7 separate regions of the Homo sapiens genome follow, and all the other regions are linked to region 1. The links are chromatin loops, found by intact Hi-C in ENCODE. Cell type or tissue: chondrocyte. All regions are shown on one strand.

Evidence for each region. Hi-C counts contacts between places; a loop is a spot of excess contacts. Peaks named below come from ENCODE experiments on the same cell type or tissue, not always from the same donor. Only the 100,000 strongest peaks of a DNase experiment are listed, where the experiment ranks them.
Region 2: a loop joins it to region 1, with 3 times the contacts of the local background. A loop is called at or near these places in 12 of 110 quality-filtered maps.
Region 3: a loop joins it to region 1, with 2.3 times the contacts of the local background. A loop is called at or near these places in 7 of 110 quality-filtered maps.
Region 4: it touches region 1 in a loop (7-fold over the local background); 5 of 110 quality-filtered maps call a loop at or near these places.
Region 5: it touches region 1 in a loop (5-fold over the local background); 26 of 110 quality-filtered maps call a loop at or near these places.
Region 6: a loop joins it to region 1, with 14 times the contacts of the local background. A loop is called at or near these places in 2 of 110 quality-filtered maps.
Region 7: it touches region 1 in a loop (6-fold over the local background); 4 of 110 quality-filtered maps call a loop at or near these places.

Annotation. Positions count from the first base shown.
Region 1 is chr16:71,721,621-71,725,620 of GRCh38, reverse strand. It overlaps PHLPP2 (PH domain and leucine rich repeat protein phosphatase 2), which reads left to right and starts at 920. Exons shown (of 19, transcript NM_015020.3): 1 at 920-1,292. RefSeq lists a silencer at 1,347-2,316 and an enhancer at 2,082-2,583. In chondrocyte, a CTCF peak has its summit at 2,252; DNase peaks (open chromatin) are centred at 1,673 and 2,350.
Region 2 is chr16:72,097,172-72,101,171 of GRCh38, reverse strand. It overlaps DHX38 (DEAH-box helicase 38), which reads right to left. Exons shown (of 27, transcript NM_014003.4): 4 at 3,391-3,495; 5 at 2,380-2,527; 6 at 2,127-2,245; 7 at 1,892-1,968; 8 at 1,285-1,440; 9 at 575-736; 10 at 1-86. Among named protein-coding and RNA genes, the nearest start is that of DHX38, 5.3 kb to the right of the region's middle. RefSeq lists an enhancer at 1,670-2,170. In chondrocyte, CTCF peaks have their summits at 1,489 and 1,695 (motif pointing right); no DNase peak of the experiment used is centred here.
Region 3 is chr16:71,563,280-71,567,279 of GRCh38, reverse strand. TAT (tyrosine aminotransferase) reads left to right here. Exons shown (of 12, transcript NM_000353.3): 12 at 1-1,620. TAT-AS1 (TAT antisense RNA 1) reads right to left here and starts at 2,264. Exons shown (of 3, transcript NR_103852.1): 1 at 2,158-2,264; 2 at 1,079-1,229. It overlaps LOC124903710 (a long non-coding RNA gene), which reads left to right and starts at 2,340. Exons shown (of 2, transcript XR_007065106.1): 1 at 2,340-2,387; 2 at 2,456-3,627. It also overlaps the pseudogene RNU6-1061P. RefSeq lists an enhancer at 1,313-1,844. In chondrocyte, CTCF peaks have their summits at 1,851 and 2,058; DNase peaks (open chromatin) are centred at 1,799 and 2,309.
Region 4 is chr16:71,482,183-71,486,182 of GRCh38, reverse strand. It overlaps ZNF19 (zinc finger protein 19), which reads left to right. Exons shown (of 6, transcript NM_006961.4): 2 at 1,435-1,594. Among named protein-coding and RNA genes, the nearest start is that of ZNF19, 5.1 kb to the left of the region's middle. RefSeq lists a silencer at 1,559-1,838 and an enhancer at 1,406-2,315. In chondrocyte, a CTCF peak has its summit at 1,755 (motif pointing left); a DNase peak (open chromatin) is centred at 1,740.
Region 5 is chr16:71,881,807-71,885,806 of GRCh38, reverse strand. It overlaps ZNF821 (zinc finger protein 821), which reads left to right and starts at 1,625. Exons shown (of 8, transcript NM_001201552.2): 1 at 1,625-1,899; 2 at 2,534-2,596. RefSeq lists enhancers at 259-759, 2,600-2,799 and silencers at 1,340-2,099, 2,120-2,239. In chondrocyte, CTCF peaks have their summits at 1,758, 1,959 (motif pointing left), 3,007 and 3,209; DNase peaks (open chromatin) are centred at 1,616 and 1,933.
Region 6 is chr16:71,288,030-71,292,029 of GRCh38, reverse strand. It overlaps CMTR2 (cap methyltransferase 2), which reads left to right and starts at 2,628. Exons shown (of 3, transcript NM_018348.6): 1 at 2,628-2,894; 2 at 3,093-3,152. It overlaps LOC102723786 (a long non-coding RNA gene), which reads right to left and starts at 3,230. Exons shown (of 4, transcript XR_933707.3): 1 at 3,075-3,230. RefSeq lists silencers at 2,356-2,425, 2,506-2,875. In chondrocyte, a CTCF peak has its summit at 2,435; DNase peaks (open chromatin) are centred at 1,681 and 2,629.
Region 7 is chr16:71,959,866-71,963,865 of GRCh38, reverse strand. It overlaps PKD1L3 (polycystin 1 like 3, transient receptor potential channel interacting), which reads left to right. Exons shown (of 30, transcript NM_181536.2): 16 at 515-661. Among named protein-coding and RNA genes, the nearest start is that of PKD1L3, 39 kb to the left of the region's middle. In chondrocyte, CTCF peaks have their summits at 2,033 and 2,240 (motif pointing right); no DNase peak of the experiment used is centred here.

The sequences.
Region 1 (4,000 bases):
GATGACCTAAGAGTTTTCTCCCACCTTAAACCAGACTCACAGTGACAAATCGTTTTTAATGCATTAAAATGAGGCCAAGAAATGAAGATTACTGGAGATTGGAATTTTGGTATATACAAAGCTAACTTGTGAAGGGAGAAAGTAGGTCAGAAAGGGGTCGGAACCTGCAAGAGCCAAATTTGGTCCTGGCATTTAAAATATCTCCAAATGGATACATATCTCAGATGGGGGACACAGACTGCTCTGTTAAATCTAAAAGTCTTGTACTAAGCCTGCAATTATTCTAGACATACAGTTAGTCTGAATGAGGCAAACTGAAGCAATGGATAATAGGGACAAAGGGTCCTGCTTTGTCACCCAGGCTGGAGTGCAGTGGCACGATCTCGTCTCACTGCAACCTCCGCCTCCCGGGTTCAAGCGATTCTCCTGCCTCCACCTCCCAAGTGGCTGGGATTACAGGCGTGCGCCACCCTGCCCAGCTCATTTTTTTGTATTTTTGGTATAGACAGGGTTTCGCTATGTTGGTCAGGCTGGTCTCGGACTCCTGGCCTCAAGTAATCTGCCTGCCTTGGCTTCCCAAAGTACTGGAATTACAGTTCTATGAAAGTGAAGAAATTACTGTTTTTTGCTGTCTAATTCCTTACAAGTTGCTTGAAGATTCAACACCCTATGTATGAGGGGAAGCCCTAAAAATCTGGAAGTCTAGAAGCCTTCCTAGGAAAATTTAGGAGGAATCGACAGAGTACTTTTCGAGAAACCGATTGGATCTTCAATTTAGAATTTTGGAATTATAATGGCTACTATGGATCCCCACTATACGTTAGGCACTTTGTATGCACTAAATCTTCATCATAACTACTTGGCAGATTTTAATCTCTTTCTCACAGCTTAAGAACGAAAGGCTTAGATCAAGTAACTTGCACAGGGGTATAGATCTAAAGAAGGGCAGAGGGGAGATCTGGAAACAGGCTGGCTGACTCCAAATTTGGCCCATTGGCAACAAAACTACTATCACTGCGAGAACGAAAAGAAAAACAAAACAAAGAAAAGAAAAGAAGTTAACTTTTAAAAGTTTTTTTCTGAATCAGCCTTGCAAATAAATCATAAACCGGGTCACAGGCCATATTACTGCTTGAAGCAGAGCACCGAATTCTGATAATTTTGCTCCAGGAGGAGGCAAGGGAATTAAAACATGGCTGGGAGGTGAGCGGACGTTTTGTACGAGGTTGGGTTGAATTTGCTTAAGAAGGTCGCACGCATCTCTGATAAGGAAGAGAAAAGGCCTTGCCAAGGTGAGTATTCTCAACAGTTCGTTCAACGGCTTGGCAGGTGAGGGAAGTTACAAGAGCCACCCTGGCGGAGGGCAGCGTCTTGTCACAATTGACAGGTGCCGGCGCCACCTGCTTCTTTCTCCCGCGGGTTTCTTAGAGGGCGGGGAAAGCAGCAAATACCCCTCCTTGCGCTCTAGTCCTCCAAGCCTAGGGCGGCGGGCAGTGGAGGCCCAGCGCTCTGCGGTGGTGCCAGGTTCCGCCACGCGGGCCGCGGCCGGAATGCGGCTCGGTGGCGCCCGGGCCACTCGGCGCCGGCAGCTGCTTAGGTCCAGCGGGGCTGCGGGAGGGGCGGAGCTGGCGAGCCGCCGGAGGGGCGGAGCCGGCGGGCCGCGGGGGGCGGGGCCACCGGTTGCTCGCGCGCGCCGCCGAGGCTCCGCACGCCGTCGCGCGGGCCGGGCGTCTCTGTGAATCCTGGGTCGCCGATGGGGGAGGTGGAGCCGGGGCCCGCGGGCCCGCTGGAGCCCCCGGAGCCGCCCGAAGCGCCCGCGAGCCGCCGGCCGGGAGGGATCCGGGTCCTGAAGGTGAGGAGGCGGATGGACCAGCGAGCGAGCGAGCGGGCGAGCGGGCAAGCGGACTAGGGAGGGAACGAGGGAGGCTAGAGGCCGCTGCCGCCCCCGCCCCGCGCAGTGGCTGAGGCAGTCGGCGGCCCCCGCCCGGCGTCAGTCAGTCGGCCGCCCCACACCCGGCTGGGGACGCCGAGGCCTCCGCGCCGCGCCCGCGTCCAGGCCTCGGCGCCTCGGTACCCCGCTGCTGCCCATCCCTGGCCGCGCGCCGCCCGCCTCGCAGGCCCACGCCTTTGGGCTGCGGGTAGCCGCCGCCCACCCGGACCCTTCGCCGCCCCTGCTTGCCTCGCCGCGCTCGGGGCCCGGAGGCCGGCTCCGGAGGGCTCGGAGGGCCGCCGGTTCCTGGCACAGGAGCGGGGCTGGAAGTACGCAGGGCTTTCTCCCCTCCCGGACACCTGAAGACATCACCCCAGCGGGAGGATGGCAGCGGCGATTGGCCGGCGCCGCGGAGGGTTCGGGGCCAGGCCGGGTGGAGCCGGCTCCTCTGCCCTCGGGGCTCGCTACCCGAGGTGCCAGCCGGCAAGGACGACCCGCCCAGCTTGGAGAGAGAATCCCCGCTGGAGCTGCGTCGCGGGGACTTGCTGGGCGTGTTGCGGAAGGGAGGAGGGGCCGGGCCGAAAGGGGCATTCCTGCTCCCGGGAGCGGGGCCGACTGCCGAGGGAGACGGAATGGGGGAGCCGTTATGCAACAGGCAGCTAGCGGGGCTTCTTGGCAGGAATTGGGGGAGTGGGAGGATATGAAAACAGATGTAGGCAAGAGGGGAGTGGAACCTTGAAGGTGATGAGAAGTAAGTTTACGAAGGAATGCACAAGGTAGGGTGGCGATAGTGGGGAGGAGAAGATGGTTAAAGGGAGGGGTTGTGGGAGGCTGACTGGGTGGAGTTTTTTACTAGCATTTGAAAGAGTTGCAGAGAAATTTTTCTGTAGGTCAAATACGTAAACTAGGTGTCCTTCCGCAGGTGGAATGGAATTCCTTCTAGAGTTCTACATGAGGAATTCAGGATATGAAACTTGCCCAGTAGAAGGATGGAAAGGAAAGAAAATTTAAATTTGATGTGTTTCAAAAATACATTGCAAAACAAAACGTATGATGTTAAAAATCCTTTAGTAGTTTATTGGGATTGAGGTTCAGCAGTATTTACATGTTATGAAGGTTAGTACGATGTTACAAAGATGGGAACACGGAAAAACAATAATAGAACCCAGTGAATCCATGGAACAACGTAAACTAGAACTCTGTAAAATATAAAACATTTTTTGTGCTACTGCCTCTCAGTTTTTTTTCTTTTTATTTATTTTTTGAGACAGGGTCTCACTCTGTCACCCAAGCCTGAGTGCAGTGACTCGATCTCTGCAACCTCTGCCTCCAGGGTTCAAGCGATTCTCCTGCCTCAGCCTCTTGAGTAGCTAGGATCACGGGCACCCGCCACCACACCCCACTGATTTTTTTGTATTTTTAGTAGAGACAGGGTTGCGCTATGTTTCCCAGGCTGGTCTTGAACTCCTGATCTCCAGTGATCCGCCCGCCTTGGCCTCCCGAAGTGTTGGAATTACAAGGATGAGCCACCACGCCCGGCCTCATACAGTTTTGTTAAGTAGCTGAGTGGTTGAATTGTGCCAAGTGATGCTGGAAAAGAAGTATTACAGTAGAATACTCTGAATTGGGAAGAGTCATCTCCCACTCATTTTTCTCTGAAGACCCTTCCAAAACTTCATTCTTTTTTGTAACTCTTTTATACCTAATACCAAATCATGAACATTATTGTCAGATAATACAGATATTCTTCAAAAGGCTAATATAACTAAGCCAGTCTAACTTAGCCAGACTAGATCCAGTTCCATCTATCCTGGGATACTGGAAAATTTCCTTCAAAATGTGCCCCCAGATTTATTTAGCGAATTGCTGGACCATAGGTTTGTAAATTTTCCAGGTGTTTCCTACAATTTGGGGTTTATGGTTTTTTTTTAGTAATGATTAACTTTTTTACTCAGCTTATAGAAGATAGGAAGTTACAGCTAATGTCGGTGTGTGTCATGAGATTCATTTTTTTTTTTTCAAGAACAGTTTTGGGTGTTTAGCAAAGTATGTATAAACAATTAATGCCAA
Region 2 (4,000 bases), 380 kb before region 1:
CTGTGCTTCCGCACTGTCTGGCTGCCTTTCCGAGCAATGATGGCCAGGTCAGAAGTAGCATCCTTCACTGGAATCACCGGCTCCGGCTGCAGCAGTGGGGAGAAAGAGCGATGCCCGTTAAAATCAGCAAGAAGGCCATGTTCATAAGATCCCTACTTGTGAAAGGGACTGCTACCCTCTCATGGTACAGGGCTATTTTCTCCCTTCTCTTCTTTCTGTCTCCACATCAGGCCTTTTTTGTGTGTGAGACAGAGTCTTGCTCTGTCGCCCAGACTGGAGTGCAGTGGTGTGATCTCTGCTCACTGCAGGTTCTGCCTCCCAGGTTCAAGCAACTCTCCTGCCTCAGCCTCCCGAGTAGCTGAAACTACAGGTGCCTGCCACCACACCCGGCTAATTTTTGTACTTTTGAGACAGGGTTTCACTATATTGCCCAGGCAGGCCTTGAACTCCTGGTATCCAATGATCCACCCTCCTCAGCCTCCCAAAGTGCCGGGATGACAGGCATGAGCCACTGCACCTGGCCCACATCAGGTCTCTCTGAGCTGTCTTGTCCCTGGCCACAGAGGAGCCTCACCTGCTTGGTGAAGACAATGCGCCCATCCAGAAAGGGAGGCACCAGATTGTGCACCATCAGATGCACCTTGGCCGCGTTGTCCTCTTCAAAGTCCTCATCCACCTCCAGCCGATGGACCACCCCACTGGTGAGCATGCGGTTTGTCTCCCAGCGCTCGTTATCCTGTGAGGACACAATGGGAGCCACACTCAAATTGCCACCCCAAAGGTCGTCCTGAAAGGTTATGAGGTAAGTCCACACATCAAGTCCTGACAGAAGGCCACTGGTAGCTGCAAAGATGTCACAGGCCTCTACCCACAGCTCCAAAGACAGAAGAGGTGCTGATCCCAAATCACCTGCAGGAGTTTGTTCCAAGCAGCAGCACCTTTCATCTAAATCAGAACCTCTAGAGGGACACACAAATGGTAAGTGTCCCTAGCCCACATCAGAGACACAAAGAACACAGACCACAGAGGCAGGTCCCAATGCACCTGTTCCCATCAACAGTACTTCCCCTCAAGGAAGTACTGCAAAAGAGAGAAGTACGAGCCGGGGCTTTCCTTAAGCTACTAAAAGGCTCATCACCCACTCCTCTTCCACCTCCAGAGGATCTGGGCTTCTCGGCAATCAGGGGACAAGCTGTGCTGCCCTCACTTGGGGATAACCTGCTGCTTCCCCACGTGCTCTACCTCCAGCTCTGAATCTGCTCCAACTTCTGCAGGCAGCCTCACCTCATTGATCTGTCTCCGCTGAGCTGAAATGCGCTTCTGCTTCTGTTTATGCAGGTGCTGCTCCCGCCTCCTCACGTAGTCCTCGGAGGAGTAGGCCAGCGGGTTGTGGAACTCGTCATAGCCCTCGTCCATCATGTACCAATCCCGATCGGCTTGCTGCAGGGCAGGAGGCAAAGCAAGGGAGTGAGGGACAGATCAAGTTTATGCACGAGACATGGCCAACAGAAGAAGGGACGCTTGGTAGGAAGTCACTACTGCAGTGGAGCTACCCTTGTGAGGGGTGCAGGAGAGGCCTCCCTGCAGACACATGCCATCTGGAGGAGAACCACAGTGGGCAACTACACAGGACTGGAGGGCAGCCCATCACGATAGCACTTCTTAGATTTACCACATGGTGGCACCAACACATAACAGAACAGTTAGGTCAGCCTACTGCAGTGAGTGACAGGGTTCACCGTGCCGTCTATGCCTCTGCAAAGAGACTCCAGGGCATTGGGTCTGAACAGGGCTCAGGTGTACCCTCATCAAAGCCCAGTCCTGCTAGAGGGTCACCCATCTACAGACGGCCACCAGCCCCGATCAGCCCCTCAGAGGTATAAAACTTTACCCTCTGGTCATCTTCCCACTGCTGCCGCTCCTCCTCCGTGTCAAATGAAATTCCTTCTTCGCCCTCCTCACGTCTTCCTGGAGGAGCACAGGAAGCAGGTCAGTCCATGCCCTGGCCTGTCCCCAGCGGCCCCAGACAGATCTGCAGGGCCATGCAGCTCCAGAAGGGCAGCCCCTGCTCATCCTCGCTAGGGCAAGCAAGCCTGCTCTTCTGCCTGCTGCCCCACAGGCCTCACCTCGGCCCCTGGACAGACGCGGGGTGGACCCCAAGTGTCTTCTGTCATCGGCCCACTCGTTATATTTGTAGGAGGGAGTTGGCAGAGGCGTGTCATCCGAGTACTTGCCCCTCACAGACCTGGGAACAGCAGCACCAGCATCACAAAACTGTCACTGAGCTAAGCCACGTCCTCCTGGCCACCATCTGCTCTCCCTGCCGAGGCTCCTTACCGCCCACCCAGCGAAACTGGGCTGCTCTGCCCAGAACATCACCTGTCTCGATCTCGAGTGGACAGCCGATGGCTCCGCTCAGAATCCCGATAGGAAGGCGTCGGGGAGGGCGATTCCCACTGTGAGCGCCTTGAGGAGCCATAGCCACTGTCCTCTTCCTCCCAGGTAGACCTTGAAGGGGTGGCTGCATCTGGGCCACAAAAGACACATCCACAGGAAACATCTCACTTAACCATGACATGGTCTAGAACCAGTTGCCAAAAGTCAATTCCCCAAATTTACTCCTTTTACTATTTCTAAACCTTGCATGTATCTATAACGGTTAAGATCGGTTTTGACAGTTTTTAAAGATATCTCAATTTTTAATGGTCCAGGATGTATTTTTCCTTTTTTTCTTTTTTTGAGACAAAGTCTTGCTCTGTCGCCCAGGCTGGAGTACAGTGGTGTGATCTTGGCTCACTGCAACCTCTGCCTCCCGGGTACAAGTGATTCTCCTGCCTCAGCCTACCGAATAGCTGGGATTATAGGTACCCACCACCACCCCAGGCTAATTTTTGTATTTTTAGTAGGGATGGGGTTTCACCATGTTGGCCAGGCTGGTCTCGAACTCCTGACCTCAAGTAATCTGCCTGCCTCAGCCTCCCAAAGTACTGGGATTACAGGTATGAGCCACTGCACCTAGCCAATGGTCCAGTTTGCATTCTGTGTTTATGACAACATTTTAAGGGATATTTACTTTATCTCTACAAACACACCCTTCTTGGATATAAGTAGTTCTTTTTAATAAACACTTCTTCTACCTCCAGCTCCCTATTCTTTCCTACCATTTGGAAAACTGGCCATTCAGCAAACCAGCCTCTCACCTTACAGGAACCATATCCACCCCAAGTGCAGAGCTGTGCCCACCTGACTCAGAACCAACTATCCCAAGATGTTCATGGTAGAATCGGGAATTCTGACTCAATGCCTCAGCAATCTCACTGAAGACGAGAGTCACTCACTCTGCCTTTTATACACTTGAATCCTCACAAGCCACCAAAACAGTGAGTCTACCTTTAGGTCGATGTCGTGGGCTCTCGGGTTCATTTCTTCTGCTGCTACGCTCTGACCCTCCATCTCGCTCTGATCTGCTGCTGTGCCTACTTCTATCCCGCTCATCTATGAAGAGTCACACGAAGCTTAAAAACATGCATCCCATCCTAAGGTATACACATCTTCACCCTAGAGAAAGGACAGGCTGCCCACTCACTCACAGGTGCAACCTGCACTGCTCGAATGTGATCCGTGGACTCCTGAAACTCACCTATCCCCATTCTCCCAAGGGGGAAAAATAGTTACTGCCTAGAAAATTTCAAACCCACAGTAACAGTTATTTTCCAGCAAGAATTCAAAAAATACTAGTGCGAGTTTACAGTGAATCATTTTTTTTAATAGTTACAATTCTATCAGCTATAAAACTTAATACTGAGCAAGGACAGCATTGGATTTTTTTGTCTAGCTTTGTTCCATAGCACTGTCCTTTCTCTATCACCAATACTATTAGAAATGCTGGTCTCTTATACATATTTACCCATTATCTCCTTTATCATCAATTTTCATAATAAAACGAAGACCACACACTCAAGGAGAGCAGCTATGTTACAGGCAACAGCTCTTTTCTTAA
Region 3 (4,000 bases), 160 kb after region 1:
GAGCCACCATGCCCGGCTAATTTTTGTATTTTTAGTAGAGACAGGGTTTCACCATGTTAGCCAGGCTGGTCTCAAACTCCTGACCTCAGGCAATCTGCCCGCCTGGGTCTCCTAAAGTACTGGGATTACAGGCGTGAGCCACCTCGCCCAGCGGCATCAGGCTTTCTTAAAGTGAGAGCACGCCTGTACTAGAGCAAGCAGGAATCAGAGACCTTCCAGAAATACTACTGTGTAAGGGCCAGAAATATCTTCACTTGTCATTGTTATATAATCATTATTACTTTTGCTGTAATGTTAATATTGATTTATTAATATATATTATCTTTTCATACATTTTCTAAGAAACATTTATATTGATAAGATCTTTTATTTTGCCAAGGGCATAAATTATTGTTTTTCTTTTTTTTTTTTTAATAAATTTCACCAAGTATGGCTCTTCTGTGATGTGTTTTTTTCTCCGTTTGGGAATTTCTAATCCCAGGCACTCCTCAGTCTCATTGTTTCATTACCTATGAGGTTTCATTTACTTCTTTGTAAATGTACTGACTTTTGGAGTTACTTAAGAACCACAGTTCCTAAAACATTTTATTTGGGAGCTCAACTTCTGGCTTCCTACTTACCAAGAGGCAGTAAGTTATAACCTCTGGCCTTTGTCTTTACATTTTCAACTTTCTGGATCCCTAACCTCTGGTCCCAAGTTACTACGCTTGCCTATATCCACTAACCACTCACTAGGTCACAAAGTTGATGGCTCTGGCTTGACCCAGTGAATGAGAAGTGTCCTAGATGTTTTTTTTTTTTTTTTTTTTTCGCAAATCTTCATAGGCACAGTTGCCTGTTTAATTTTTTCTTCAGCCCTTCCCTTAGAGGAGGGAGCCTTAAGTTACCTTTCAAGGTTGGGGGTTAGGAATCTATCATAACTAGTCTAGAGATTTCTCACCAAGGGAAATTTTCCTTATCTAAAAGAGGAACTTCAGGTCTCAACCCTGCCAGTCACACCCAATTAATGTCCTTCACAAAAATAAACAGCATATGTTCCCTTTCAATTTGAGTTCAGTGAGCTCACAGCAAAATTTACCTTTTAATTTTCTTCAGCAAATCCAAGACGAATATACAAAGGATGAGATTAGATAAAGATTTCAGTTTCCCGTATGCCACCGCTGCCGCCAATTTTCCAAAAAAGCCTGGCTCCTCTTTTCCTGTTCCTCCATCCAAGCCCCCAAAGATCTCTAACCAGAAATAAACAGGAAGACTCAGTGATTTACAAAAGACATTTTAGTTTTACACGTACAGAAAATTCTACCCAGCATTACAGAATTCTTAGACTTCTTAAATTCCTGATTTTCCTTGGTATTTACATTTTGATAAGGGAGCCAATGGTTCTTCAAACATTTGAAAAGAACACATACACACTGGACAATTTCAAACGATACAAACAAACGCAACTGTCCTTCTTTCTCATTCCTGTCCTTCAGCCACCCAGTTTCTTCTCCCCTGAGGGAATCAGTTATCATTTGCTGGTCATACTTCCAGATTATACTGTGCCTATGTAAGTGTGTGTGTGTGTGTGTGTGTGTGCACTTTTCATTTTTTCAAATAAAGTATTACTCAACTTTGTAATTCTGCGCGCTCTGGAGGTCAAAGGAGGGATGGCATTGCTGGGGTGTCCCCCACATCCTGAGTGTCTCTAGATAAAAAGGAGCTACCGGGCGGCGGCTGCTTTCCACACAAGCTTAAAATTGCCAAGAGTCAACTGCCAGTTGCTTTGGGTGGTGGCGTCAGAGTGTCTTCAGATAACACGAAGAATGCGTGTAAAGATCGGAGACGGCCGGGCGCGGTGGCTCACGCCTGTAATCCCGGCACTTTGGGAGGCCGAGGCGGGCGGATCACGAGGTCAGAAGTTTGAGACCATCTTGACCAACTTGGTGAAACCTCGGCTCTACTAAAAATACAAAAATTAGCCAAGCGTGGTGACGCGCGCCTGTAATCCTAGCTACTTAGAAGGCTGAGGCAGGAGAATCGCTTGAACACCGGAGGCAGAGCTTGCAGTGAGCCGAGATGGCGCCACTGCACTCCAGCCTGGGTGACAGAGCGAGACTCCATCTCAAAAAAAAAAAAAAAAGGACCGGAAACAAGGGCTCTCAGCTGCGAATTCACCTTTTCTTTGTGTCCGAGCCCCGCCTACCGGGTAACTGGAGAGTATCAGGACTGGGTGCTACCAAGCGCCTCACAGCAGCCCCCAGCCGACACCAACATCCCAACCCTGGGCGACCCGCGGCTGCGCAGGCGCGGATGCATGTTTAGGGGGCTGCGCTAGTCAGTGCGCATGCGCCGTCGCTAGGCAACAGGACACAGCTCCGGGCGCCGGCGTAGAATCTGAGCTGCAGGTGAGGGTTAGTTCCTTTATTCGGCCTCTGCGTTCTCTTAGGATGTTACATTTTGTTTCCTTTTTCAGCCTGTCTACCCTGGTCACACCCTGCTTCGAGTTTCTCTTCCTCCTTTGCCCCCGGTTTGGGCTCTGACTGGTGGAATTGTTCCAGGAAGTTGACAAAACATCCTAGGCTTTTGTAATCACCTGTTAACCTTTCCCAGCTCTGGATCAGAAGCAGCAACTTCCATGAGTTGTGACGCAGAGCAGACAATTCTATTAGCTGGTGTTAGTTTCCAATGGTATAGCCCCTTGGAACTTTTCTCCAAAGAATCGTGGCCCTCACCGTCCGCAGTGCCTGACATTAGGATCTCTACTCAGCCAGAAAAATAAATCCACCCCCGTGCCTTTGTCAAAGACAAAGCAGGACAGTAAAGCGGTTGAGACAGGTTTTAACCAGTAATATACTAATGGAATAAGGAGGAGTCCAGCACGAACTGAACTCAACTTTGATTTGTACAAATGTTACTCAGACTTTAAAGGAAAAATGGGGAAATAGGGAAGGGGAGAGGAATGAGGGGGCGCTCAGAAGAGTGAGGGAAGTGAAAGATTACAAAAAGTGCGAAGTAGGGGTTAGTCCATGTGAAACCCATCTGGGTTTGTTAAAGGGTGTTTCTGGAAGTTAGGCTTTTATCCTCCTACAGATGCTGGGAGATAGGAGCCATATCTTAAGGTGTTGGCTGGAACAGTAAATTCCTTTGGCAGCCTGAGTTTTTTTAGGCAGGCCCTTTAAAGCGGGGCTGGAGTCATCCTAGAGATGCTACCTTGAACTGTTAGAGACTGTGTTAGAGTTTTGTTCAAGTCTGTTGAGGCCTAGTCCACAAATGGCTCAGAGGAACCTGGCTAGAGTTTGGTCAAGGAGAGAATTTTTGTTACTCCGCATATTCTGCACATTATTCTGTGTGAGGTGTTGTATTTTACGTACCCTGAAGTTTGAATTATTGCATATATGTTGGAAAAGAACTGAATTCTCAGTACATATTATTTATATCCTTATTTATTTTAAACAATTTAGGTTTATTTACAAACAAGTTTCATATAATGTTATAGAACCTGCAAATACAGATGCTCTCTATAGGCCAAATTGTTTCACAGCACCTTCCAAAGAGGCAGTCAGTCATTTGCTAAGGTTAAGGTTGAAGCTGTATAGGAGGTGATGCCCAATTCCTCAAAGAAAACAATAAACAGAAGAACTAGCACATGTGTGTCTTAATTTTTGTGTGTTTCAAATGTAGAAAAGAATTATTGGTCTTTAACTCATTTGATAGCCTAAATTTAATGTATTTTTACGTTATACCATATTTAAAAAGTAAAGCTGTGGGAGTGTTCCCTTTGGCAGTGCATATTCTAAAATTGGAACAATACAGAGAAGATTAGCATGGTACTAGCAAACCAAATTCAACAGTATGTTACAAGGATTATACACCATGATCAAGTGGGATTTATTACTGAGATGCAACATATAAAAATCAATCAATATAATATGCCACATTAACAGAATGAAGGACAAAAACCACATGATCATCTCAACTGATGTAGAAAAGTTAGTTGACAAGATTTGACACCTTTTCA
Region 4 (4,000 bases), 240 kb after region 1:
TCGGTAGAGACAGGGTTTTGTCATGTTGCCCAGGCTGGTTTGAACTCCCAGGCTCAAGTGATCTGCCCACCTGGGCCTCCCACAGTGCTGGGATTACAGATGTGAGCCACTGTGCCTAGCCCCAAGATAATCTTAAAGTTGGCTGACTAGCAATCTTAATTCCACCTGCAACCTCAATTTCCCTTTGTCATGTAACTTAATGTACTCACAGGTTCTAGAGATTAGGACATATACATCTTTGAGGGGAACAAAACACCATTCTGCTTACCAGAGGGAAAATGGAGAGTGACTGCTGATGGTTATGAGGTTCCTTTGGGGAGATGAAAATGTCCTGAAACTGATTGTGGTGATGTTTGCGCAAGTCTCTGAACACACTAAAACCTATTTAATTTTATACTCTGCATTGATGAATTGTATGGTGTGTGAATTAAATGTTAATAAGGCAGGTGTGTGTGTGTGTGTTCAGTATTTTTGAAACTAAATTCTTTCACCTTCTTGCCTGAAACCAGCTCCTCTTCTTCAATTCCTGATCTCAGCTAATGGCACCTTCATCTATCAGGTCATCCAAAATTCATGGCTATTATAGATTGCTCTGGCTGCCTTGTATTCAGTCATTAAAAAAAAAAATGTCCACCGTTTTCACTTCCTAAATAGTTACTTAATATATCCCTCCTTAGACCTGGTCTTTCTTTCTTTTTGTTTTTTTTTGTTTTTTTGGTTTTTTTTTTTTTTGAGATGGAGTTTTGCTTTTGTCGCCCAGGCTGGAGTGCAATGGCACAATCTCGGCTCACTGCAACCTCCACCTCTCGGGTTCAAGCAATTCTCCTGCCTCAGCCTCCCGAGTAGCTGGGATTACAGGTGCCCGCCATTACGCCTGGCTAATTTTTGTATTTTTAGTAGAGACGAGGTTTCACCACGTTGACCAGGCTGGTCTCGAACTCCTGACCTCAGGTGATCTGCCCGCCTTGGCCTCCGAAAGTGCTGGGATTACAGGCGTGAGCCACCGCGCCTGGCCTGCTGACCTGGTCTTTCTTAACGTGTCTGGGTCTTTACCTCTAAGGAGGACAGCTTTTTTGTGCAAAGACCCTTTGGCAGTCTGGTGACACCTTCAAAACCAATGAACATACAATTAAACAGTTTTTTAGAATTTGTGATACAGAAATATAAGTGCAGCTTTACCAACGTGATGAAATGTAATGACAAGACTTGAGGTGGGCCCGATAACAACAAGGACAATTTCAAATTAGTGACGAGAATAGCCATATTCTGAGATCTGCATCAACTGTAATGTGATATGAAAATATCTGTGATTTCTATCGGTGACAGTCACAGATACGGCTGATACTACAGTAGTTTGTTGCCAACATAGAAGAAAATGCTAAATTTCGGTTAGAGATTAGCGAAAACAATGATATACTTTCTTTCCTATTCAAGGTCTCTGAGGATCCCCGGGTGGAAACTCCTCCCGGGAGTAAAACCACACAACCACTGAGAAGACCGCTCCGGCATCCTAGAGAGTACGCGTGTGAGCCTGGGTGCAAGGCCAAAGTAGTGACGCACTTCCGTTCACGCACCGCTTTCTGTTTTTCCTGAGGTGAGTGTTGGGGTTTGTCGCCTAGGAGTCCTTGCTAGGCTCAGGCACTGCACCTCTAGAGAAGGCTGTCGGCTTCGTCCCTGCTGCCTCAGTGGAGGGAGACAGGGCGGCCCCTCCGGGACCGGGGAGCGGAGGCTGCTCGCGGGCCGGTCCCGGTCTCCCTCTGGTGCCTTCGCTCCCCCACGCCTGCATCGGCGCCTTGGGAAATGGAGGCTGTGGATATGGGCGGCTGGATGGAAGGGACGCCTCTGTTCTCGACGCCGCCCAAACCCCATCTGCTCATTGGGCCACAGCTGCTTACTGAGCAGCTATGTGCCAGTTCCTGCTCTAGATTCCGGGGATGCAGCGGTGAATGAGGCGGGGCGTGGGCCCCGCCCCCAGGAAGCTTTCCGCCCAATGGGAAAGTCATGTATTAATCAAATCTGGTTATTTCACTCCACCTGCCCGTGACTTAGTGCACGTAGATCGAAGACCAAGTTCTTGACGTGCACAAAGTGTGGCTTTGTCCCTTGTGACTTCTTCAGCATCATCTAACAGCACACTCTCCTTTGACTGCTACTACAGTGTTCTTGATCCTTCACTACTAGAACATGGCTTTTGCGTATGCTGTTACTTTTGTAAAGATTTCCTTCATACCTTAGTTAATTTATTTTCTTAAGCTTCCCATCCACGTTAGTTTCCCCTGGCAGTGATTTAAATTGTGGACTTAAAAGTTATTTGAGAGAATCTTGATTAATGTGTCTTTCCTTTAGACTAAGCTCTGCGAGGGACAGGATCATGCCCCTTCTCTCTCTACTTCATCTGTTGTGTGTCACACGTGGCCTTGCATGAAATATGTATGAGATAAATATTTGTTGAATGAAGAAAGCACAAATCAATATATAATTTCAAACTGGATTAAGTGGTATATAGGAAAAGGAGTACGGTGCGAGTGGAGTGTTTAACAGAGACACCTGACCTGGTCTGTAGAGCGATCATGATCTGAAGGTGAAGGGTGGATAGATTACTGGAGAGAATGGCGGCTAGATTACTGGAGAGAATGGCAGGCAGAGAATCTCAGTTGTAATGGTTCTGAGATTGGAGAAGAGTAGTTCATACAGAAGAAACAGCAGGTATGAAGGTCCTGAGTTAGCACAGAGGAAACTGAAAGAAGGCCATTGTAGCTAAACTAAGAGAAAAGAGGGTGGCGGCACAAGATGAGGCTCGCAGAAAACAGCATCATGCATTAAGTCCCTGTAGGGAAGATGCTGGCTTTTTATAGAATATTGCTGTTTAACTAGAATACAAAGTGTCTGTAAGAGATGATATAGTTAAAACAATAACCCAGATGTTTTAGTGTGTTGAGTTGGCCCTTCAGGGTCCTTTGGTAATCAGTTTCTGGTTTTCATGGCCCTTGAGTGGGGCAATGAACAAAAAAGATGCCTGCTCCAGGTCCAAGTAAAGGAAGACTTGCTCTGAGATTTTTTTCCTGAGTTTTCTTGGCCATTCTTGTCTATTATTTTATGTTAACCTTAAAATCATTTTGCCAGTTCTAAAAGCATTCCTGTTAGGATTACTATTGGAAAGAATTTAGTGTAGTTATTAAAAGCAGGAGGCGGTGCCTCACGCCTGTAATCCCATCACTTTGGGAGGCCGAGGTGGGTGGATCGCTAGAGGCCAGTAGTTTGAGGACTAGTCTGGGCAATATGATGAAACCCTGTCTCTACTAAAATTACAAAAATGAGCCAGGTGTGGTGGCACATGCCTGTAATCCCAGTTACTTGAGAGGCTGAGGCAGGAGAATTGCTTGAACCTGGGAGGCCGTGGTTACAGTCAGCTGAGATCACGCCATTGCACTCCAGCCCAGGTGACAGTGAGATTCTTGTCTCAACAAACAAACAAACAGACAAAAACATGACCTTTGAAGCCTGGCAGATCTAGTGTGGGATCCGAGTTCATCCATTCACCAGCTGAGTGATCTTGGTAGAAGAAATTATTCTCTTAGCCTTGTCTTCTCATTTGGGAAAAATTAAAGGTTCAAAAGATTGTTGTGAGGACTAAATAAGAGAATATGTATTTTTCATCCAAAAGCATGATACTTGCTATTTTTAACCTTTTATATTCTCAGTCAAATTTATTTTTAAAAATAAAGGTCTGAGATTCTTCTTGTTAGGTTTCGCTCTGAGTTTATTGGTGTCTTTTGCTTGTTTTGCTCTTCATTTAGCTTGGTGTTGGTGAGGACAGGCTCTGGTGTCCTAGGACAAGTTACTTATTCTTTCAAAATCTGTTTCCTCAGAATTACAAACCTCATGGTATGATGTGGATTAAAAAGTACATATTTATGCACCACTAACCCAGTGAGCATTTAGTAAGTGAATGCTGCTTGCTATTGGCAAATTTATTGCTCTAAAGAGAGCATTTTACTGG
Region 5 (4,000 bases), 160 kb before region 1:
TTGACTGAAGTTAAACAACAATAATTGCTATCTAAGTATCCTAATCACAATAAATAAATGAGTGAATGATGAATGAGCTATTTATCACAGAATTGTGAAGGACCAAGATCCCTCAATGTAATCATTCTATTACATTGAACACAAGATGCAGACAATGAGATCATCTCATAAAAGATTTAGGGGAAAGACAATTTGCAAGAATGTTCTATGCAAATACCAGGACTTGTCACTTTATCAGCAAATGACAGCATCCTCGTTAGCCCTGCCTTTGTGCAGCCAGTAATCACGAAAAACATTTGCATGATGCTTTTAGCCATTTGTTTTACTTAACTGGCACAACAACCCTCGGAGAGTAAAGGCCAGGAATTATTGCATCATTATCCATTTGACATCTTAGGAAGCAGAGGCTCAGAACAGGGAAGTGACTTGCCCAAAGTCAACAGGCTGGTGGGTGGCAGAGCTGGGGCTCAAAGCCAGATCTTCTAATACCAGATCTCATCTTCTTTCCTCTGCATTCCCTGCTTCTCCAGGTAAGCGATGCCAGGGCAGGCTCAGGCATTCTAGAAGAGAGGAAGAAAAGAAGGCAACAGGAACTAGGAGAGAGAAGGACGTGGACAGGAGGAGGTGTTTGACTAGAAGTGCGTCCAACCAGGCCGGGCACAGTGGCTTACGCCTGTAATCCCAGCACTTTGAGAGGCCGAGGCGGGAGGATCACCTGAGGTCAGGAGTTCGGGACCAGCCTGGCCAACATGGTGAAACCCCGTCTACTAAAAATACAAAAATTAGCTGGGCGTGGTGGTGCACGCCTGTAGTCCCAGCTACTCGGGAGGCTGAAGCACGAGAATCGCTTGAACCTGGGAGGCGCAGGTTGCAGTGAGCGAAGATCGCGCCATTGCATTGCAGCCTGGGTGACAGAGCGAGACTCTGTCTCAAAAAAAAAAAAAAAAAAAAGGTCCAACGGCTCTCCATTGCCCCCAAACATCCCTCAAGTGACAACAGTGCCACAAGTTCCCCTGCCCCTGGGTCTGCAGCCAATGTTATTTTATCAGTTGAGAATCATGTCAGAAAATTAAATACTCAAAAGAAATCTCAAGATTTCCCAGCTCTGAGGTTCTGACAGCTGAACTTGGCCCCTCCCACCAAGGCCCGTGGTCACATTCAAAGCCTCGGGAGCCGAAGCCACCGCGAAGCGTGGGGGAATGAGGCGAAGAGGGTTTGTGACGGTGGTGGGGATCCGGGCTAAGGAGAGGGGGTGCCTGCGGCGGAGCTGTGGTTGGGGGTTGTGGGTTTTGTGGCTGAACTCGATGGTGGGGTAAGAAACCAGGATCGGGGCTGGGTAGGGTGGCGTTTACACGTCCAGGAAGGTCTGGGGGAGCTGAGCGGCTGAGACAGCCAGAGAAAGACCCGGGAATGGGCGAGGCGGGGGGTTCCGGAGCCCTGGAACGCGGGCGAGCCCCTCTCGGGCGCCCGGGATTGGGCGCTCCCCGGAGCCCCTCCTCTCCAGAGCCCCTCTCCTCAGGCCCCGCCCACAACGCCAGGCGCGCGCCGGGCCGCGGGGAAGGGGACCTGGCCGGCGCGGGGGAGGGGGAGAGGGAGGCTCGTGCACGCGCCTCACTAGCTGCGGGTGCGCGAGCCGCGCGCTCCCGCCGCCCGCGTCGCCATCTTTTTCCCCCTCCGTCTGTCTGTCTGCTGTTGGCTTTGTCCGTCTGCAGCGCCGCCCCTCGGCTCCCCGCCACCGGCTCGGCTCGGCCCGGAGCCCCTTCCGCTCGCCGGGGCCCAGTCCCGGAGCGCCCCGGCCCGGCTGGCTTGGGCTGCGGTCCCGGGTCCATTGTCCGGCGGTCCGTCTGTCCGGAGGCGGGGCCCAGGGACCCAGAGCGCAGCGCAGCGCCGAGGCGCCGGGTAAAAAGACCCCCTGCCCTCCCTCCGGGTCCGGGCTGGGGATGCGGGCTCCTCGCCCCCTCGCGGCCGCCGGCTGTTGGTCCTTTTGTCTGCACTGGGGAGAGGGCCGGGGGCCAGCTCCGGCCTAGGGGGGCAGCCCGGGCTCACCCTCCCCGCTTCCAACCCCAATTCCTCCCCGGCCGCTCCTCCTGCTGCCCCTTGGCGCTCTCGGGCGCGGGGCGCGGGGTGCGGGGCCGGGGGGCTTTTGCGCGGGCCGCGGGCACCCCGCCTCCTCGGGCCCCGGCGGGGACGGCCCCGGCGTCTGACAGCCTTGGGTGGAGCTGGGGGAGGGGAGGATGGGCGTGGGCGTGCAGACCGGGGGGTATCAGTCCCCGCGTCTGGGTCTCGCAGAAAAGCTTCTAAATTTAGATTTCGGAGATTGTGTTGTCTAAGGGTTTGTCTGAGCCGCCTCGGAAGACCTCCGGCTCTTGTCAGGCTCTTGTCTGGTAATTCCTGGGAATTTACCTGGGCTCATGCTTGAAGAAGCAGAGGGACCATCTCGGCTGATTAGACACGCCCCAGACCCAACCCCAGGGGTCAGGTGAACAGCCAGGCGGCTAAGTGACCAGCTTTCTTGTCCTCTCCTTTTTGGCAGATACAGATCACTTGGATTCAGTCGAGTTTGCTTTGCTCCGTGGGAACTGCACCAGAGCTGGAGGTGGGAACGCACTCTCTTTTCATCAAGCTGAGATTTCACTCGTTTTTTTTCTTGCCAAAGTCTGTGGTGTGCCCTAGACGCTGCAACCTAATACCTGTGGGAGAGCAGAGACAGTGTTCAGGGGAGACGTTGCACCTTCCCGAGGACTCTTAACCTTGCTCTGAAGACAGACAGAACTGCTTTCCTTTTAAAATGGAATCCCTTTAGACCTGAATCTCACCGTTTACCTGTCTTCCCAGCCCATGTTCAGGCAGCTATCTATTTACATTTTTGGTTTGGTTTGGTTTCAGGTTTTGGCTTGGAAATTGAGGCAGTGTTAAAAGTAAAACAAAATGAGTGACCTTTAGGGCTGTATGTCTCTGGGTTTTATTAGCTTTAACTGCCTATAAAACAAGTCATCTGGCCTCTGAGATCTTGCTTTGTGGTCAAGAGTGTCCTTTCAGCGCCATTTATTTATTTACTTATTGATTTTCAACAGCCCATGACCCCACAGGCCTGTTTTTGTGGGTGTTTTTGTTATTATTTTCGTTTCGTTGTGTGGGAGGGGACTGTAATTGCTTATTTTTCTCTTGATCACTCAGGTGTGAAGTCCCATTGGGTACCATCTGGTCAGTTCCCCATTTGGCCACTAGGAGGATTATAAGATGCAGCGGGCATTGCTGATTTAAATACGCAGACACTCATCTCTGTCTTTTGACTTGGAGCTTTAATATTGAAATGTTGTCTGGTTCAAATTATTTGGCCTTCCTTCAGAAGGGACTTTATTACCTTTATCTTACAGTTTCAGTTTCTGATCTTGAAGGGAGAAAATATAAAAATTAGTCAAGATTCTGTTTTTTCTTCTATAATAGAGTATATATATATTTAGCCTCAATAGATTATCACATTAGAGGAGTATATTTTATTTTTTTAAATTTTTATTTATCTTTTTTTTTTTTTTTTGAGACGGAGTCTCGTTCTGTCGCCCAGGCTGGAGTGCAGTGGTGCGTTCTTGGCTCACTGCAACCTCCGCCTCCCGGGTTCAAGCAATTCCCTGCCTCAACCTCCTGAGTAGCTGAGATTACAGACATGCATCACCACGCCCAGCTAGTTTTTGTATTTTTAGTACAGACGGGGTTTCACCATGTTGGCCAGGCTGTTCTCAAACTCCCGACCTCAGGTGATCCACCCGCCTCAGCCTCCCAAAGTGCTGGGATTACAGGCGAGAGCCACCGCCCATGGCAGTTTTTTATCTTTTTTTGAGATGGAGTCTCACTCTGTTGCCCAAGCTGCAGTGTAGTGCCTCCATCCCAGCTCACTGCAACCTCCCCTCCCCAGGTTCAAGCGATTCTCATGCCTCAGCTTCCCGAGTAGCTGGAATTTACAGGTGTGCACCACCATGCCCAGCTAATTTTTGTATTTTTA
Region 6 (4,000 bases), 430 kb after region 1:
GCCTGTTTTTTCACTCATTATTTTCCTGAGCTAGGCTGGCACTCCCCTTCCCCACGTAACTTCACCCTTAAAAGAACAGAAATTAAAGTTTCTTTTTCCCTAGTCTTTTCCTATATTTTTCCTACTAACTTCATTCTTTAGACTCCTACAACACTTAACTTGTACCACACAATATAGCACTTACTTGTATAAATGCTATTCACTTTGCAATAAATCCCTGTACTTTATTATTATTTTGAGACAGGGTCTCACTCTGTTGTACTGGCTAGAGTGCAGTGGTGTGATCTCAGCTCACTGCATCCTCAACCTCCTGGGCTCAGGTGATCCACCTCAGCCTCCCTTGTAGCTGAGATTACAGGTGCACACCACCATGCCAGGTTAATTTTTTGTTTTTCAGTAGAGACGGGGTTTCACTATGTTGCCTAGGCTGGTCTCAAACTCCTGGACTCAAGCAGTCTGCCCGCCTTGGCCTCCCAGAATGCTGGGATTACAGGCATAAGCCACCACACCCAGCCCGTGCTTTCTTTTTTTTTTTTTTTTTTTTTTTTTGTGAGACGGAGTCTCGCTCTGTCACCCAGGCTGGAGTGCAGTGGTGCAATCTCGGTTCACTGCAAGTTCCACCTCCTGGGTTCATGCCATCCTCCTGCCTCAGCCTCCCTAGAGCTGGGACTACAGGCTCTAAATATTTTTAGTTTTAATATAGTTCAATTTATACATTTTTCCTTTATGATTAGTATTTTGTGTCCTGTTATAAACTTTTTGACTACTTCAAGGTTGCAAAGATGTTCTCTTATGTTTTCTTATTAACTTTTAAAATACAGACTGACAATCCAAATGAAATGTATTTTTGTTTATGATGTAAGGAGGGTCCAAATACAATTTTTTTTGCATGGAGAGACACAAATGACCTACCACTATTTTGTGAAAATATAATCTTTTCTCCATTGGTCCATGTTCTGGAAGACTTGTAAAAAATGAATTTTACATTTATGTCTATATATCTATTTACATAAATGGTTAAAAACTCTACACATAATTCTAATATTCTTCTATTTTCATGCAATACTGTTGACACATACAGCCTATTAATGGCTGCATATAATGCATATATGTGCATTATATAGATGTACTGTAATAATTTAATTAATTCTCTTAAAGTAGACATTTAGAGTATTTCCATTTGGCTATGTTATTGAGATGCTGAAATGAACATTTTGTCCAAAGTGAGTGCCAGCTGTTTAATTATCTCCTAAGGATAAACTGCGAGGAGGAGGAATTGCTGGGTTAAAATGCATGTCCTCTTTTTTTCCCGAGACGGAGTCTCGCACTGTCGCCCGGGCTGGTGTGCAGTGGTGAGATCTCGGCTCGCTCCAACCTCCGCCTCCCGGGTTCAAGCGATTCTCCTGCCTCAGCCTCCCAAGTAGCTAGGATTACAGGCGCCCGCCACCACGCCTGGCTAATTTTTTGCATTATTAGTAGAGACGGGGTTTCACTATGTTGGTCAGGCTGGTCTCGGACTCTTGACCTCGTGATCCGCTCGCCTCGGCCTCTCAAAATGCTGGGATTACAGGCGTGAGCCACTGCGCCCAGCCAAAGTGCATGTCTCTTTTCAACGTTTGCCTTCTGGGCTAGGCGGCTTGGCTCATGCCTGTAATCCCAGCACTTTGGGTGGCCGAGACCAACGGATCGCTTGAGTCCAGGAGTTCCAGACCAGCCTAAGATAGGGAGATGCCATCTCTCTAGGAGGATCGCGTGAGCCCGGGGAAGTTGAGGCTGCAGTGAGCCGAGATCGAGCCACTGCACACCAGCCTGGGTGAGGGTAAGACCTTGTTTCAGTAAACAAACAAATAAATAAGTTTGCCTTCCGTAAGGTTTCTAATAACGTTTTTCTTCCATCCACAGATGTAAACCTGTTTCCCCATAGTCACACCAACAGTGGTCATTACCAAGGTTTTACATCTTTGCTAAACCGAGTAAAAAGAAAACTTGCTGTTTTCATTTCCATTCTTGTCTAATAATAGTTTAAACAGTTTTGTATATCCTTAGTGGCTATTTGTTTGACTTTTTTGTTTTTTGGGAGGCCTGTTCTAATATTTGCTCATTTTCCTTCTGGGGTTGTTGGCCTTTTTCTTATTGGCTTATTAAGCAACATAATTAATATATATTATGTCATGTATATATAAACAATCTTATCTTGCAGTTCCCTAGTTTGGCTTTTAACCTATCGTCTTTTGAGCTGCAGTTTCAACCCAGTCTGTACAGGAAGTAACAACTGTCCAGAAGAGTCTGAAAGCCCTTGGGGCCAGCAGCCAGTGAGCGGAACCAGCACGTCCTGACAGACAGGTTTGCCCCGTCCCTTCCCTCCCTCCCCCTCCCCCTCCCCTTCGCCTCCCTGTCCCTCTCCCTTTCACCCCTCTTCGGGACGGAGCCAAAGAATGCTCCGCCTGCGCGCGCCGCTTCCGTTGCCATAGTGGCCGGGGGCGGGAGGCTGGCGCCTCCCAGCTTCTGTACTCCGCGAAGCAAAACCTAGGGAGCTGAGGCCTAGGCGAGGCGAGAGTCGCCGGCGTGCGTAACGTTGGCGCACGTGACTCCGGCCCGGCCTACAGGGCGCGTGCGCAGTGGGACTTGAGTGCCTCCTGGTCCCTGTCTGCCGGCATTCGCGGCTGCGGGGCCCGGAGGTGGGACTGGCTTCCCGGTGCCGCGAGGGCGGGTCCGGACAGCCTTCCCCCCAGTCCGGCGCACCATCTCCCTGCCTTGTGGCTGGAGGCGCCGCGGACCCAAAGGGAGGGACCATCCCGGGAAGCAGCCCCGAGAGCGGAAGTGCAGAATGGCTTCCTCGAGAGAGTAAAGTGCAGCCTCTCCAGACACTGGGGCCCCAGTGGGCGTGGGCGAAGGTAATCCAGGCCTGGGTACGATTCCGGGCCCTCCTTCGACTTCCCAGCGGGTGAGCCAGGGGCTGGGACTGAGTTTCCTCCAGGTCAGGGACCGGGCCTCTGGAGTGGGGTTTGGGACTTACTTCACTAGATGAAATGAGATATGGGGTGCCCGGCCCAAAGTCAGCCCTGGATACTCACTGGCCGTTGTTTTCACAGTTGCTGGTAGGAGGAGTTGGCGGAAGCACTTGGAACTCCTTTATAAGTGTCAGCTGTGAGGTAAAAACTGTTGATGAGATCTTGTGGGTTTTGTTTTGGGTTCACTAATTTGGGCGGGGGCTACATAACTGCCTACTTGAGTTTGCAATATGAGAATGGTAATAGCGACCCACTTAGCAGAATTATGATGTCACAAAGCTCAAAGGACTGTTTAATGAAAGGCTCAGAGGATCATATACTGGAAAATTTTTCCACACACGCTGTAAGCCACATGCTTTTTTTTTTTTTTTTAAGTCATGCATTTAAGTGCTGGAGTGAAGTTGAGGTGCACTATTAATGACTCATATTCAGAACCTGAAGAGAGAGATCCCTTTTGTGCTAAGTATGATATCCACTCATTTATTCAGTAATACTGAGTGCTTACTGTGTACCAGGCAATGTCCAACTTCTTGGAATGGTCTATGTGTAAACAAAACAAAGATCTCTGTCCTGTGGAGCTTACATTCTAGTTTGGGGAAGACAAATAATAAACAGTAAACAAAAAGAAGGAAGTTATAGGTTGGAAGTACATGAGTACCATAGGAAAAAAATACAGCGAGGTAAGAGGCATGGGGAATGCAAGATGCAATCTTAGGTAGGCTTCACTGAGAAAATGACATTTGAGCAAATATTGGAAGGAGGTGAAGGAGTTAGCTGTGCTGACAGCTGGGGAAAGAGCATTCCAGGCAGAGGGACCACCAATGCAGAAAGACTTTTGTCTTGGAATGTGCTTGGTGTCTTCAGTGAACAGCAGAAAGGCCTGTTTGGCTGGAGTAGTGAGTAAGGGAGTAGTAATAAAAATTAGGTGGCAACACAGCAAAAGTATAGTCAGAACGGTGGAGTGTCTGAATCACTTAAGTTGTCCTCAT
Region 7 (4,000 bases), 240 kb before region 1:
TGCAGTCTGGTGTCTGGTACATGAACTCCCTTAGAAGTTGGGAAGGGAAAGATAAGATCTACTCTCTTTTCTTTTTGTTTTTTTTGACAGAGTCTCATTCTGTCACCCAAGCTAGAATGCAGTGGTGCAATTTCAACTCACTGCAGCCTTGACCTCCCGGGCTCAAACAATCCTTCCACCTCAGCCTTTCAAGTAGCTCAGGACTACAGGTGCACACCACCACGCCCAGCTAATTTTTATATATTTTGTAGAGTTGGGATTTTGCGACGTTGCCCAAGCTGTGCTCAAATGCCTGAGCTCAAGCAATCCACCTGCCTCAGCCTCACGCAGTGCTGGGATTGTAGGTGTGCATCACCATGTCTGGCCTCAACTTTCTTTCCTTTCCTTAGTTCTTGCCTTGCAATGAAACAGTTCATTTACTTGGACAGTTTACTAATGGTCTGAGATTACGTCTTACTACAGACAACTGATTCAAGCCCATCTCCCTAATGTGGTTATCTTCATTTTACTATAGGTATGTCAGCCAGGTAATTGTCTGTGACATGGCAGTTAAGAGGAAGTGGCATTTCCTGTGCAATTGCTGGCTGGCTGTGGACCTCGGAGACTGTGAGCTTGACCGGGTCTTCATCCCAGTTTCAAAGAGAGAGCTCTTTTCCTTTAGGTACTGTTGGAAAATTACTATTAACAGTGAATATTGATGTTCACTATTAATTGAATTGTTCACGATTGAATTGTTTTTAATGCAAATTAACATTTTATTAATGTATTATTTCAAACATACATAAGCATTACTGTTGTGGTTGTAACTGGTGTAACCATTACCTTAAAAATCAGAAGGAAGACAAAAAGAGATTCGAAGTATAAAAATTATAAATATTGCCCTTATTTTCTGAAACTGTTTACCTAGAGAATCATTTATAAATTTACTAAGATATCTAGGAATAAAAGAATCACTCAGATCAATGGAATATAAAAAGGATACCACTACTTCGATGATACAAATATTTATGAGAACAAAATATAAAAATAAAGGAAAGTATTAGAGGGCTGTAGCCTTCAACTGACTTTCAAAGACACTAGTAAACTGGCCAGGCACCGTGACTCATGTTTGCAATCCCTGCACTTTGGGAGGCTGAGGCAGGCAGATCACTTGAGGTCAGGAGTTCAAGACCAGCCTAGCCAACATAGCAAGACCTACTAAAAATACAAAAATTAGCCAGGCGTGGTGGTGCACACCTGTGATCCCAGCTACTCGGGAGGCTAAGGTAGGAGAACTGCTTGAACCTGGGAGGCAGAGGTTGCAGTGAGCCAAGATTGCCACTGCACTCCAGCCTGGGCAACGGAGCGAAACTCCATCTCAAAAAATGCAAAGATGTTAGTAAACCAAAATAATTAAAGCAATGTACTGGTGAATTCACAGACCAGGAGAACGGTATAATATACGTATCAACTTCTGTATCTTTCTAGGTATCCATGTATCTTTCTATGTCTCCTGAATGCTAAAGATGAGAATATTCCTAGGAGAATATACCTCTGCTATCTGACCTCCTTCTTACCTTCAGCTTTCTGGTTCAATATTACGGCTCTCGGCTTTTTCCTCATGGGAACAAGATGATTGCAAGAGGCCCACACACCATGTCCTAGCCGGGCATGGTGGCTCACACCTGTAATCCCAGCACTTTGGGAGGCCGAGGTGGACAAATCACTTGAGGCCAGGAGTTTGAGACCAGCCTGGCCAACATAGCAAAACCCCATCTCTACCAAAGTACAAAAATTAGCCAGACTTGGTAGCATGAGACTGTAGTCCCAGCTACTTGGAAGGCTGAATCAGAAGAGTGGCTTGAACCCAGGAAGCGGAAGTTGCAGTGAGCCGAGATACAGCCACTGTGCTCCAGCCTCAGTGGCTCTATCAACCAAACACCACGTCCTTACATTAAAATGCCTAAAGGCAAAAAAACATGGAACTGTTTCTTCTGGTACTTGACTCCCAGAACAAACAAGAAATGTGTATTTCTTTGTTAAGATCTGCTCCAATTACAATTGCGGCATATAAGAAATTACTCCCAAAACTGAGTGGATTAAAACAACCATGTTACTTTTCTCCTGGTTTTGTGGGTCAGAAATTCAGTGAGGCCATGGCTGGGGAGTTTTCCCTTGGGATCTTTCATCCTGGCTGGGTCTGTTACTCATCTGTAAGCTCCTCTGTGTTAGATTTCCAAAAATGATTCGCTCACAAGGTCAGCAGGGGGCGCTGGCTGTCAACTGAGAGCTCATCTGTGGCTGTCAACAAAGCACCTATGTATGGCTTCTGCGTGGCAACCTCAAGAGAGTGGCATTTTTCACAGGGGTGGCTGTCTCCCTCCAGAATGGGCAGTTCAACAGAACTAAGTAGGGGCTTTAGCCTTTTATGTCCTAACTTTGAAAATCAGATTCAAGGAGAAGGGCCAAGGTACGGTGTCTCACTCCTGTAATCCCAACATTTTGGGAGGCTGAGGTGGGCAGATCACCTGAAGTCAGGAGTTCGAGACCAGCCTGGCCAACATGGTAAAACCCCTTCTCTACCAAAAATACAAAAGTTAGCCATGCGCAGTGGTGCACGCCTGTAGTCCCAGCTACTGGGGAGGCTGAGGCAGGGAAGTTGAACCCGGGAGGTCAAGGCTGCAGTGAGCTGAGATCACGCCACTGCACTCCAGCCTGTGCGAAGGAGTGAAGACTCCATCTCAAAACAAAACAGAGAAAACAAATAAGTCTTGAAACTAAAAATCATGGACTCTCAGCAAGAAGTGGGAAAAAAAAAATGAGATCCTGTCTCTAAAAAACAAACCAAAAATATATGTTTTAAATTGTGTGTTGCTTGTGTATAGGAATAAACTGGTAGAAATTTTCTCTCCTTCACCAAAACTTAAGGGGTAGCGAATACTATTTCCCCTCCCTAGACCTGATACAGTTCTAGGTTTGTTTTGTTTTGATTTTTGAGATAGGGTCTCACTGTGTTTGCCAAGCTGGTCCCAAACACCTAGGCTCAAGCAGTCCTCCCACCTCAGCTTCCCGAGTAGCTAGGATTACAGGCATATACCATTGCATCCAAAGTTCTAGTATTTTTAAAACATATATAGACATATTTATTCAAACATACTCATTTTTGTTGCAGAAATGTGATTTTTTATCTGTTTAATCTCTGTGTTTCCAATAGAGGAAAGACTGTGAGTTTAATTCTCCTTCAGTTATGTAAGTTTTTACCGTATAGACATATTTTATATGTCTATTGGATGTTTATTAGGAGCATTTAAGTGTATGTTATTTCTTCTGGATACTTTTTTTTTTATTATATAGGTCTCCCTTTGATCCTGTTGACACTTTGTATCTTAAATTCCATTTTATATTAACTAAAGAAAGTTGACATACTGATATTATTTCTATTGTTTGTTCTTATCTTTTTACTTTCAGCCCTTTTTATGGTTTTGCTTAGAGTTATGTCTTGCAAGCAACATATAACTGGATGTTTAAAAAACCAGATCTAATAATCTCTTTTAATACATGAGTTTAATATGTTTACATTAACCATGATTACCAATCCATTTGGACTTAATTTACCATATTATTTTGCATTATTTGTTATAATCCATTCTCTTTCCTTTATCTACTTTCCACATTGTCAAATTGACAGGTTTTGTAGTTTTTTTTGGTTTTTTTTTTTTAAGGTTCTCTGCCTCTTGGTTTGTTGGTTGGTTGGTTGTTTCTTTCAGATGGGGTCTTGCTCTGTCACCCCAGCTGGAGTGCTGTGACATGGATCACAGCTCACTGTAGCCTCAACCTCGCCAGCCTCAGGTGATCCTCCCACCTCAGCTTCCTGAGTAGCTGGGACTACAGGTGTGTGCCACCATGCCTGGCTAATTTTAAAACTATTTTTGTAGAAACAGGGTCTCACCATGTTGCCCAAGCTAGTTCTTGAACTCCTGGGTTCAAGTGATCTGCATGTCTTGGTCTCCCAAAGTGCTAG